Linked DNA regions of Homo sapiens: region 1 is linked to region 2. The links are chromatin contacts, found by Hi-C or POLR2A ChIA-PET in ENCODE. All regions are on one chromosome and are shown on one strand. The core of a region is the stretch at or near the end of the contact, and the rest is flanking DNA. Distances in the headings are between cores, read along the strand shown. Region 1 has its middle 38 kb from the start of PDGFB. Region 2 has its middle 22 kb from the start of APOBEC3H.

Region 1 (5,472 bases), core at 214-2,713, 87 kb after region 2:
ATGTTGGTCAGGTTGGTCTCAAACTCCTGACCTGAAGTGATCCACCCGCCTCGGCCTCCCAAAGCGCTGGGATTACAGGCATGAGCCACCGCGCCCAGCCCTCCCAAGCCATTTCTCTGGATCCTGAAGCTAGAGAAGACCTCAGAGAATGGTCTGATGCTGCCCAGAAACCACAAAGGTGGAACATGGTGCATCCCTGTTTTACAGACAAGGGAGGGGACTGATTCTTAGGGAAGGGAAGTGACCTGTCCTATTAGAACCCAGGCGTCAGCTCTCCACCCATCTTCACTTGGTCAAAGTTGGAGGAAAGGGGGCCTTCAGCAGCACCAGGAGGGAATGATAACCAGGCTTCCCTGTCCAGCGCCCTCCCACCATCCCCGCAGCCATGGCCCAGTTGAGATCTTCCATACCTGGGACATGCAGTCAGTCATCACTGATCCAGCCATCTGTGTTGGGAGCCTACTGTGCATCTAGAACAGCCTACTGTTCTAGATGGCGAGGGAAGAGGGACGAACGCAACAGACACAGAGGTCCTTGCCACAGTGCTCCTAGCCCAGCTTGAGCAGCCAGTGCCCCGCCCTGCCTTCCCCTCATCCACGGCCTCTGTGGTCTCCTGGTTGCACACAGAGGGTCCTATTAACCTCCGGAGGCCAGGAGGTCTGTGAGTTTGGGCCTCATATTCAGGAAAGATCTACTTCAACTTTCAAGATTTTGTAGACCCAAACACGGGTCTACAAATGGCCGTTGCATGGTAGTTGTGTCAGAAGTGTTAGTTTGATCAATGTAAACTATTTAGAATGCAGAATGGCTTTGCTACCCCTATTTGATATTTCTTCACGCTTTCAATATAACCAAGCCTTATGCACCTGCTCCAGGTAAGCACCCTGTCCTGGCTGTGACTTAGTGGCCCCCTCGGGTTGGGGCAGCTTCCATGAGCTCATGCATTTTATTTTATTTATTTTTTCATTTTTATTTTTTGAGACTGTCGCCCAGGCTGGAGTGCAGTGGTATGATCTCGGCTCACTGACACGGCCGCCTCCTGGGTTCAAGTGATTTTCCTGCCTCAGCCTCCCGAGTAGCTGGGATTACAGGCACCTGCCACCACACCCGGCTAATTTTTTTCTATTTTTAGTAGAGATGGGGTTTCACCATTTTGGCCAGGCTGGTCTGGAACTCCTGACCTCAGGTCATCCACCCACCTTGGCCTCCCAAAGCGTTGGGATTACAGGCCTGAGCCACTGCGCCCGGCCAGAGCTCATGCATTTTAAAGGTGAGAAAGCCAAGGCATGTCTTCTCCCCCTCCCCCAGCTCAGCCCCCTCACAAAACATGCACAGGTGCACACAAGCATACATGCATGAACATTTGCCTATGCACACATGCTGACCGTGCACACACACATGCACATGCACACTGGACAACTGCACACACTCCCGCCCCAGACCCTGGCTGTGCCCTCCTGTGAGTCACAAGGTGACTCACAGGCACCTCCCTCCTCTCTGATCTTCAGGGTAGGGGAGAGACAGTAAAAGGGAGAGGGAGAAGAGATGTCTCAAAGCCAAACCTAAGAAAGTGACTTTGGGTCCAGCTGGGGCCTGAGGGACAATCAGGGTCAGGGCTGGGGATCCAGGGTGTCCTGCCTGTGCCAGCCCGGAAAACAAGGCACATCAGCACCAAGTCACCAAGGCCCTCCTTCTCTCACAAGCTCCCCTCCCTGTGGGCTCTTTCCCCGCCTGCTGGACCCAGGTTCCAGCTGGAGGGGAGGAAGCCACTAAGATGCAGTGGGGGAAAGTGATGCCCTCACAAACATAATACCACGACACCACACCCCGGGACACCCCCCAGTCACCACCCACAGCCTCCCAGTGGCTTCGTGGGGGATGTGGGTTGTTCAGACTGCAGCCAGCAATCACCAATAACCACCTGGCCCCAACACATCCCTGGCCTAGACACAAAGTCTTCAAATACCCAGGCCTTTTTTTTTTTTTCAGACAGAGTTTCGCTCTTGTTGCCCAGGCTGGAATGCAGTGGCGCGATCTTGGCTAACCGCAACTTCTGCCTCCCTGGTTCAAGCAATTCTCCTGCCTCAGCCTCCCGAGTAGCTGGATTACAGGCATGTGCCACCACACCTAGCTAATTTTGTATTTTTAGTAGAGATGGGGTTTCTCCATGTTGGTCAGGCTGGTCTCGAACTCCCGACCTAAGGTGATCTGCCCACCTCAGTCTCCCAAAGTGTTGGGATTACAGGCATGAGCCACCGCGCCCAACCTACGCTTTTTTTTTTTCAGCTTCAATCACCTGGGCTTGAGTGATCCTCCTGCCTCAGCCTCCCAAGTAGCTAGAATTACAGGAATGTACCACCACGCTCTTTTTTTTTTTTTTTTTTTTTCGGTTGTAGAGATGGGGTTTCTCCATGTTGCTCAGGCTTGTCTCAGACTCCTGGCCTCAAGCAATCCACCAGCCTTGGCCTCCCAAAGTGCTGGGACTGAAGGATGAGCCACTGTGCCCAACCTTCACCTGGTTCTTTACATGCAATCCCTGGGAAGGCTGTGTAGACAGAGTGGGAAGAGTCACTTGGCTTCACAGACGGAAGCCTGGAAGGGGCAAGGCAGGATTTGAAACCCAGGGAGGGGCTGGGGGTTCTGGAGCGCTAGCTTCCAGAGGGTGGAGGCCAGGTCACCGCTGATTTTGGTGGTCATGTTACCTGTACCCCACCCGGGCCATAACCTCCATGGAGTGAGCGGCAGGTGCGCTGGGAGAGCTGGGGGTCTGGGGTCAGGACTGCTGGGGGTGGGGCGACCTGGCCAAGTCAGCACCCCACCCCTGCCTCAGTTTCCCCATTTGAGGAATTTGCCATTGCTGACTCTTCTGAAGCTCTATTATACCAGGACTCAGAAAAGAAAATGAGGGTACCCTGAGGCTGTCTGCAGCTGGGCTGACTGATGGGGGGACCTCTAAGGATGCTTCCCCGCTGTTCCCCTGTTGCTGCCCCCAACTCAGCTGCCAGGGAAAGACGCCCAATATCCCCATTTCCTCAAAGCCCCCTCCTCATGGGAGTCCTCCTCTGGGCTGAACCCTGGACTCCATTCTCCTCTCCTGTCCTGGGGGGCTGGGAGGGAGGTGAATTGGGCCTGACCTGAGCCTCCTGGGGAGATGGGGCTTGGAGAGTAGGGTCAGCCCTGGGTCTAGAAGCTTCTCCCTAGCAGTGCCCAGCTGCTTCCCAGGCCATAGACAGGTGGCCTGGAGCAGGGCTGGGGCAGGCCTCAGGCGGCCCCCACACCCCTGCTTCCGCCTTGAATAGCAGAAACATTCCTACATCTGTCATGGGAAGACGGCCAGCTCCGCCTTCACCCAGGAAACCAAACATTCCCGCTGTGCCCAGCCTTCTTCCCACAAAGTATCAGGGCGTTCGGGGCACCCCACCCCACCCCATGGCCAAGGGGCAGGTGTGTGGGAGAAACCCCCAAGACCTGAGACCTCAGCTTCTGCTGCAGATGCCTGCTCCCTTCCTACACACACACACACACACACACACACACAATACTACCAGCAAAACACAGACATACTCACAGGTGCAAAAGCTCCCAGCCACACCCACAGACAGCTGTACACACACGAACACACACTGGCCACTCACCACAGACCCACAGAGAGGGGGTGCAAACATGCACACACAGTGTTGTTCCCTGCAGCTGAGCTCCCAGAGAACGGAGATCCTGACTCAGTAGTGCTGGTGCACAGTAGGTCTGCAGTGAGTGCCCTTCGGCACCTACCAGCTTTGAACCTCAGTGTGAGGGGTATATTCCTCCATCCACTCCGTTGCCCTCTTCCGCCGCTAGGCTGTGAGTTTCCATGGACAGGATCCTTGTCTGGGGCACAGCTGCATCCCCAGAACGAACACAAGACTTGGTACGTAGCAGGTACCATCCCACAGGATCATGGTCCTGCTGTCACTCCTCCAATCTCCCAAACCAGCTTCCAAGTCACTGCCTGATTCTTCAGGAGAGGAGAGGTGGTCTTGCCATCCTGCCAGAACCCAGGGCACCGAGCCCCTCCTCTCTCACGCACTCAAAGTCACCACTATCTGACCCCTCACCCCTGCACCCTCATGTCCCCAGCCTGCCCCGCCCTTCTCCCAGGACATGGTCCTGCCTGTCCTGCCTCCTGCCCTGGCCATACTCACTTCCCTGCCGCAGTCTGGCCAGCCTCAAGGTCAAGTTCACTGTGCCAGGTGTGAGGGTGAAGAGGACACCCTCAGTCCCTGTCTCAGGGAGCACAAGGCAAACAGGCAATGACAACCTAGGGTGGGGACAAGGGCTCTGATGAGGGGATGAGGGCACGTGGGCAGCTGTGGGGGTCCGAGGAGGGGATACGCAGTCTGTGGCCTTGCTTAAGGAGGAGCAGAGACAGCTGGGCTCCAGAATTCAAGCACTTGACCAACCATCATGCTGCCCTCAAACCATGTCTCCTGTCCCAGAAACAGGTGAGGGAGCAGTGAGGCCTGCTCGACAGCTGGGCCCGGGACTCTGCTCCGAAACATGCCTGTTGCTTTCTTCTCTCTGGCTACAGTTTATTTCATCCTCACTCAAGGAAGCCCTGGTCTCCGGGAGAAAGGCCACATTAGTCCTCCTCAGCTGAAGCCTTCACAGTCCACAGAGTAATTTCACAGCCCCTAGCTCCTTTAATCCTCACAATAGTCTATGGGGACAGATGTCTCTGCCTTCATTTTCTTTCTTTCTTTCTTTCTTTTTTTTTTTTTTTTGAGACAAGAGTCTCACTCTCTGGCCCAGGCTGGAGTGCAGTGGTGCAATCTTGGCTCACTGCAACCTCCACCTCCCGGGTTCAAGTGATTCTCCTGCTTCAGCCTCCTGAGTAGCTGGGATTACAAGCGTGTGCCACCATGCCTGGCTAATTTTTGTATTTTTAGTAGAGACGGGGTTTCACCATGTTGGCCAGGCTGGTCTCGAACTCCTGGTCTCAAATGATCCACCTGCCTCAGCCTCCCAAAGTGCTGGGATTACAGGCGTGAGCCACCTCACCCACCCTACTTTCATCTTCTAGATGGTGGGAAGCTCAGAGAGTTGTAAAAGCCAGGTAAAAGCAAACATTTACTCGGCTGTGTGGCAGTGAATTCTATAGGAATGTGTTTGGTGTCAGGTCAAAGAAAAATCCAATTTATAGTGGTTTAGGGAAGAAAAATAGGCGTTAATCTTTCTTCCATAACAAGAAATCAGGAGGCAGTAACGCTTGCCTTGATGATGGCAGGGCTGGATTTCCTGCAATCTCTTTGTCATCCTTATCATCTCATTACTACAGAATGGCTGCTGACCCGCCAACTGTCACATCTGCATTCAAGGCAGGAAGAAGGGAAACAAGGAAAGGGCAGTCTCCCTGGAAGTCTCTGTCTTCTGATGAGGATGAGTCCCCACTGTCACCCTCCCTGCACACCCCACAGACTTCCTCTCATGTCTCAT
Region 2 (5,531 bases), core at 359-2,858:
CTGGGATTACAGGCGTGCCACCATGCCTGGCTGATTTTTATATTTTTAGTAGAGATGGGGTTTCGCTGTATTGGTCAGGCTGGTCTCAAACTCCTGACCTCAGGTGATCCATCCGCCTCGGCCTCCCAAAGTGCTAGGATTACAGGTGTGAGCCACTGTGCCCAGCCACAATCTTTTATCTTAACCTCAACATTTTCTTTCTGTTGATCCCAGGTCTTTAGACAAACTAAACCGACTGTCAAGCAGAAAATGTTTAAATTTACCTATAGCCTGGAAGCCCCCTGACTTCGAATTGTCCTGCCTTTCTGGACCAAACCAATATATGTCTCGAATGTATTTGATTGATGTCTCATGCCTTCTTAAATATATATAAAACCAAGTTGCACCCCAGCCACCTTGGGCACATGTTCTCAGGACCTCCTGAAGGCTGTGTCATGGGCCATGCTTACTCATATTTGGCTCAGAATAAATCTATTCAAATATTTTATAGAGTTTGACTCTTTTCGTTGACAGATAGACAGACAGATACTGGCATAGGAATAGACAGGCAAATCTAAGACTTTTAATCTCTCTCTTTTTTTTTTTTTTTTTTTGAGATAGCATCTCACTCTGTCACCCAGGCTAGAGTGCAGTGGCGCGATCTCGGCTCACTGCAACCTCCGCCTCCCGGATTCAAGTGATTCTCCTGCCTCAGCCTCCCGAGTAGCTGGGATTACATGCGCTCGCCACCATGCCCAGCTAATTTTTGTATTTTTAGTAGAAACGGGGTTTCACCATGTTGGCCAGGCTGGTCTAGAACTCCTGACTTGAGGTGATCTACCTGCCTCAGCCTCCCACAGTGCTGGGATTACAGACGTGAGCCATCATGCCCGGCCTTGATCTCTTAATTAAAACATCAATTTGCTGGAATAACAGGATGTATTTTTCTTTTATCATGCAGGACGGAGATGAGTAAAATCTCAGTAATCCTCTTCAGGGTTGACACAGCCCCCTTTTTTAAGTATTTAAGTGCTTAAGGAATATACAAAGATGTTGATTACAACATTATTACCAGGAAATATGGCTATCAATTAGAACCGAAGGCTTCTTCTCAAAGGTTAAGACTATTTTCATATTGAGGTAGTTCAGCAGGGCTGGTTTCACAAGTTACAGATCACAAGGACCCCCTGATAAAACAGGATGCGGTAAAGAGGCCCGGACCAAACCTGCCAAAACCTCTGATCATCCTCACCGCTCATTATATGCTAATTAAAATTAATTCTTGTGCTAAAAGACGCTACCGCTACCACCAGTGACTTGACAGTTTTACAAATGCCATGGCAACATCTATACATTACCCTGTATGGTCCGAAACGGGAAAGAGTCCTCAGTTCGGGGAATCCCCCACCCGCTGCCCAGAAAATTCATGAGTAATTGAATGAATAACTGTTGATAACCTTCAAGTCATGTTCAACAGTAAGCAGGCTTCCAAAGCAATCCACCTTGGGAGCTGTAACCCAGCCTATGCTATAACAACCATAAGATGTTGGTTACTTATTTTCTTCTCTGTTCTTTTCTTCCTCCACATGTGGTCATTGAAGTAGAGGGTGTTCACCAATTCACTAGTAATTGATTAACGTCACATTCTGCCCCCTGGAGGCTGCCTGCAAGATTCATGAACTTGTTTTGCTTCTGAAGAATGAAGATCCTGAGGTCATGCGACCTCCTTGGCGATGTCCAGAAGTTTGATTGACGAAGGGACGCAAACAGCTTTGATCATGGGGGAATCTCACCTCCCGCCCTACCCACCTTACAAAGGAAGGTCAGATTCGAGAGTTTGGGTCTCCCATCCTCAGGCCGTGGCCAAATTGAATAAACCTTTCTCTGCTCCTAAGCGCCCACATGTCAGTGCTTGGCTTACAGCGTGTCAGGTACTCAAACCTACCCTTTGGGGTTCTGCAACAGTCTTTTGACTCGATGGTAACATTGCGTCTCCAACTAAAGAATCTTATCATAAATTTCTCAAATGATTGATGTACTGATCAGTGTGTAACCTGCAGACACTAAATAGGACACTGATTTCTTTTAAGGTGAGCTGAAGTCTGAAGTTCGACTGATTGTCTTGTGTGTAGGCATTCTTATCCTGTATGATGTCATCTGTACCCCATGATGGTGATGGTAACCTCTGTGTTGTACCCTCTAAGGAAAGGAGTCCCCCTCCATTGTTTTTTGTTGTTGTTGTTGTTGTTTTTGAGATATATTTTTGCTCATGACACCCAGGCTGTGGTACTGTGGCACAATCTCGGCTCACCGCAACCTCCACCTCCTGGGTTCAAGCGATTTTCCTGCCTCAGCCTCCCAAGTAGCTGGGATTACAGGCATGCACCACCATGCCTGGCTAATTTTTTTTTTTTTTTTTTTGTATTTTTAGTAGCGACAGGGTTTCACCATGTTGGTCAAGTTGGTCTCAAACTCCTGACCTCAGGTGATCCACCCACCTCGGCCTCCCAAATTGTTGGGATTACAGGCATGAGCCACTGCGCCCAGCTCCCCCTTCCTTCTTTTAAACTTTCCTAAAAAAAACCTTGTGACAGACTCTGAAATACCCCCAACCTTGTTGGTGTGTCTTCCTGGGTCGATCATCACATTTGGCTTCCAATAAACCTTTATCAAATTATTTCTGCCTCAATAGCCTTAATTTCGGTGGACACTCTGGACTGCTTAATAAATGGTGCTGGCACAACTGGCTATCCATCTGGAAGAAAATTGAGTCCTTTTTCATACCATATGCAAAAATAAATTCCAGATGGCTCAGAGCTTCAATGTAAAAAATTAAAATCTTAGAAAAAAATCCAGAAGACATGTACAAAACAGAAATTAGGAAAATCCTTATAATTAAAAGAGAGAATCCAGAGACCTTCAACAAAAATATAGATCTATTTGATTACATAAAATCTAAAATGTCTGTATGGGAAAAGATACAAATAGACAACTAGGCCAGGCATGGTGGCTCACACCTGTAATCCTAACACTTTAGGAAGCCAAGGCAGGCGGATCGCTTGAGGTCAGGAGTTTCAGACCAGCCTGGTCAACATGGTGATACCCCATCTCTACTAAAAATACAAAAATTAGCCAGGTGTGGTGGCGTGTGCCTGTAATCCCAGCTACTCGGGAAGCTGAAGCAGGAGAATCACTTGAACCCGGGAGGCAGAGGTTGCAATGAGCCAAGACTATCCCACTACACTCCAGCTTGGGCAACTCTGTCTCAAAAAAAAAAAAAAAAAATCTGCATGTGACTTTTTTTTTTTTTAAATAGTTAGGGTCTCACTATGTTGGCCAGGCTGGTCTAGAACTCCTGGGCTCAAATAATCCTCCTGCCTCGCCCTCCCAAAGATGTGGGATTACAGGCATAAGCCACCATGCCTGGCCTTTTTTCTTTTCTTTCTTTCTTTCTTTCTTTCTTTTTTTTTTTTTTTGAGAAGGAATTTCACTCTTGTTGCCCAGGTTGAAGTGCAATGGTGCGATCTCTGCTCACCACAACCTCTGCCTCCTGGGTTCAAGCGATTCTCCTGCCTCAGCCTCCTGAGTATCTGGGATTACAGGCATGCGCCACCAAGCCCGGCTAATTTTGTATTTTTAGCAGAGACGGGGTTTCTCCATGTTGGTCAGGCTGGTCTCAAACTCCTGACCTCAGGTGATCCACTCACCTCGCCTTCCCAAAGTGCTGGGATTACAGGCATGAGCCACCGCGCCCGGCCCTTTCTTCTTTTTTTTTTAATGGGAGAAGGAGCCAATGCAATGGCTACTCTTTATTGGAAAGAAGAAACTTTGCAGCACATTTTGGGTAACTTGGTGCAGGTGCTCAGTACGTCAGCTGGCGGGGCACCAGCTTGTAATGGGTTCCATAGCTGGGGCATCACTGGGTCTCGCCTTTGTGCAGCCCAAAGCAGGTGATGGTACTGTTGTCCTCTACGCAGATGCAGCCCACTCTTCTCTTGTTGGTGATGGAGAGGACTAAATTAGGGTCTTCTTTGGTGCCTGAAGCTGCCTTTAGGGGTAGTATATTATATGGGTCCGGTCCCTTCCTTGCAGCCATGATGACCTCCCTCTCCAACGCAGTTGCCTGCTTGTCATCAGTAGTGCGATGCTGTTTGCAGGGTAAATAAATTGGAAATAAAGTGAATTCCCACTGGTGGATGAATGTGTAATTTATGGTACATTCACACCATTGACTAGTATGCAGCCAAAATTTCTACAAGAAATTATTGAGAAAAGGGACAGAATGATGTGTATAATCATGTGTGATGGTTAATACTAAGAGTCAACTTGATGGGATTGAAGGATGTAAAGTACTGATCCTGGGTGTGTCTGTAAGGGTGCTGCCAAAGGAGATTAACATTTGAGTCAGTGGGCTGGGAAAGGCAGACCCACCTTTAATCTGGGTGGGCACCATTTAATCAGCTGCCAGTGAGGCCAGAATATAAAGCAGGCAGAATAACGTGAAAAGTCCAGACTGGCTTAGCCTCTTAGCCTACATCTTTCTCTCATGCTGGATGCTTCCTGCCCTCGAACATCAGACTCCAAGTTCTTCAGCTTTGGGACTTGGACTGGCTTTCTTACTCTTTAGCTTGCAGATGGACTATTGTGGGACCTTGTGATTGTGTGAGTTAATACTCCTTAATAAACTCCCCTTTAGATAGATAGATAGATAGATAGATAGATAGATAGATCTTATTAGATAGATAGATAGATCGACAGATAGATAGATAGATCCTATTAGTTCTGGCCCTCTAGAGAATCCTAATACATCACGTGATGTTGTTTTTATAAAACAATGAAAAAACCTACATATGCTCATGCACAAGTACCTATGTTCCTTTGAAATTCTATGATCATGGAGAATATTTCTTGTATTCCAAGATCATTTACATGAGTTATCTGAAGAGCCGTGTGAAGTGGGAGAGAAGAAACAAGGGATGTGGGGAGCAGGGAGCAGTAAACCAAAAAGAAGGCCGGGCAAGGTGGCTCACATGTATAATCCCAGCACTTTGGGAGGCTGAGGCGGGTGGAGGTCAGGAGTTTGAGACCAGTCTGGCCAAGATGGTGAAACCCTATCTCTACTAAAAATACAAAAATTAGCCGGGTGTGGTGGTGCACGCCTGTAATCCCAGCTACTCAGGAGGCTGAGGCAGGAGAATTGCTTGAACCCGGGTGGTGGAGGTTGCAGTGAGCCAAGATGGCACCACTGCACTCCAGCCTGGGTGACAGAGTGAGACTCCGTCTCAAAAAAAAGAAAAGAAAGAAAGAAAGGAAGAAAGAAAAAAGCCAAAATGAAATAAACTGCATTCAAAAAAAGAAATTATACACAATATATTTTCATTTGTTCATTTAAGTGAGAGAGAGAAAGAGATTGTGTGTGTGTGTGTGTGCGTGTGTGTAATATAGAGAAATTCTTAGTGGTCAGTAAAACAACAACATATTTAGGTAGGATGATGTAAAAAGTCAAGTCAGAGGTATTTATATACTTAGAAATGCTTTTCTGCTCTGCCACC

What was found. Hi-C counts contacts between places; a loop is a spot of excess contacts on that map. ChIA-PET counts read pairs that join two places held with the same protein, here RNA polymerase II (POLR2A). Pooled maps may share reads with other maps.
Region 1: a loop to region 2 is called in a pooled map, with 2.2 times the contacts of the local background. The contact joins two enhancer-like sites. A Hi-C loop is called at or near these places in 1 of 50 pooled maps. POLR2A ChIA-PET finds 5 or more read pairs at or near these places in 3 of 52 experiments (B cell, activated CD4-positive, alpha-beta T cell and naive thymus-derived CD8-positive, alpha-beta T cell).

Annotation. Positions count from the first base shown.
Region 1 is chr22:39,204,013-39,209,484 of GRCh38, forward strand. No RefSeq gene overlaps it. Among named protein-coding and RNA genes, the nearest start is that of PDGFB, 38 kb to the right of the region's middle. RefSeq lists enhancers at 983-1,922, 1,895-1,944, 5,367-5,472. Within about 2 kb of position 1,464, at least 3 of the 41 ENCODE cell types and tissues checked have a DNase peak (open chromatin) inside an H3K27ac peak, as active enhancers do.
Region 2 is chr22:39,116,448-39,121,978 of GRCh38, forward strand. It overlaps the pseudogene COX5BP7. Among named protein-coding and RNA genes, the nearest start is that of APOBEC3H, 22 kb to the left of the region's middle. RefSeq lists enhancers at 1,294-1,393, 1,404-1,553. Within about 2 kb of position 1,609, at least 7 of the 41 ENCODE cell types and tissues checked have a DNase peak (open chromatin) inside an H3K27ac peak, as active enhancers do.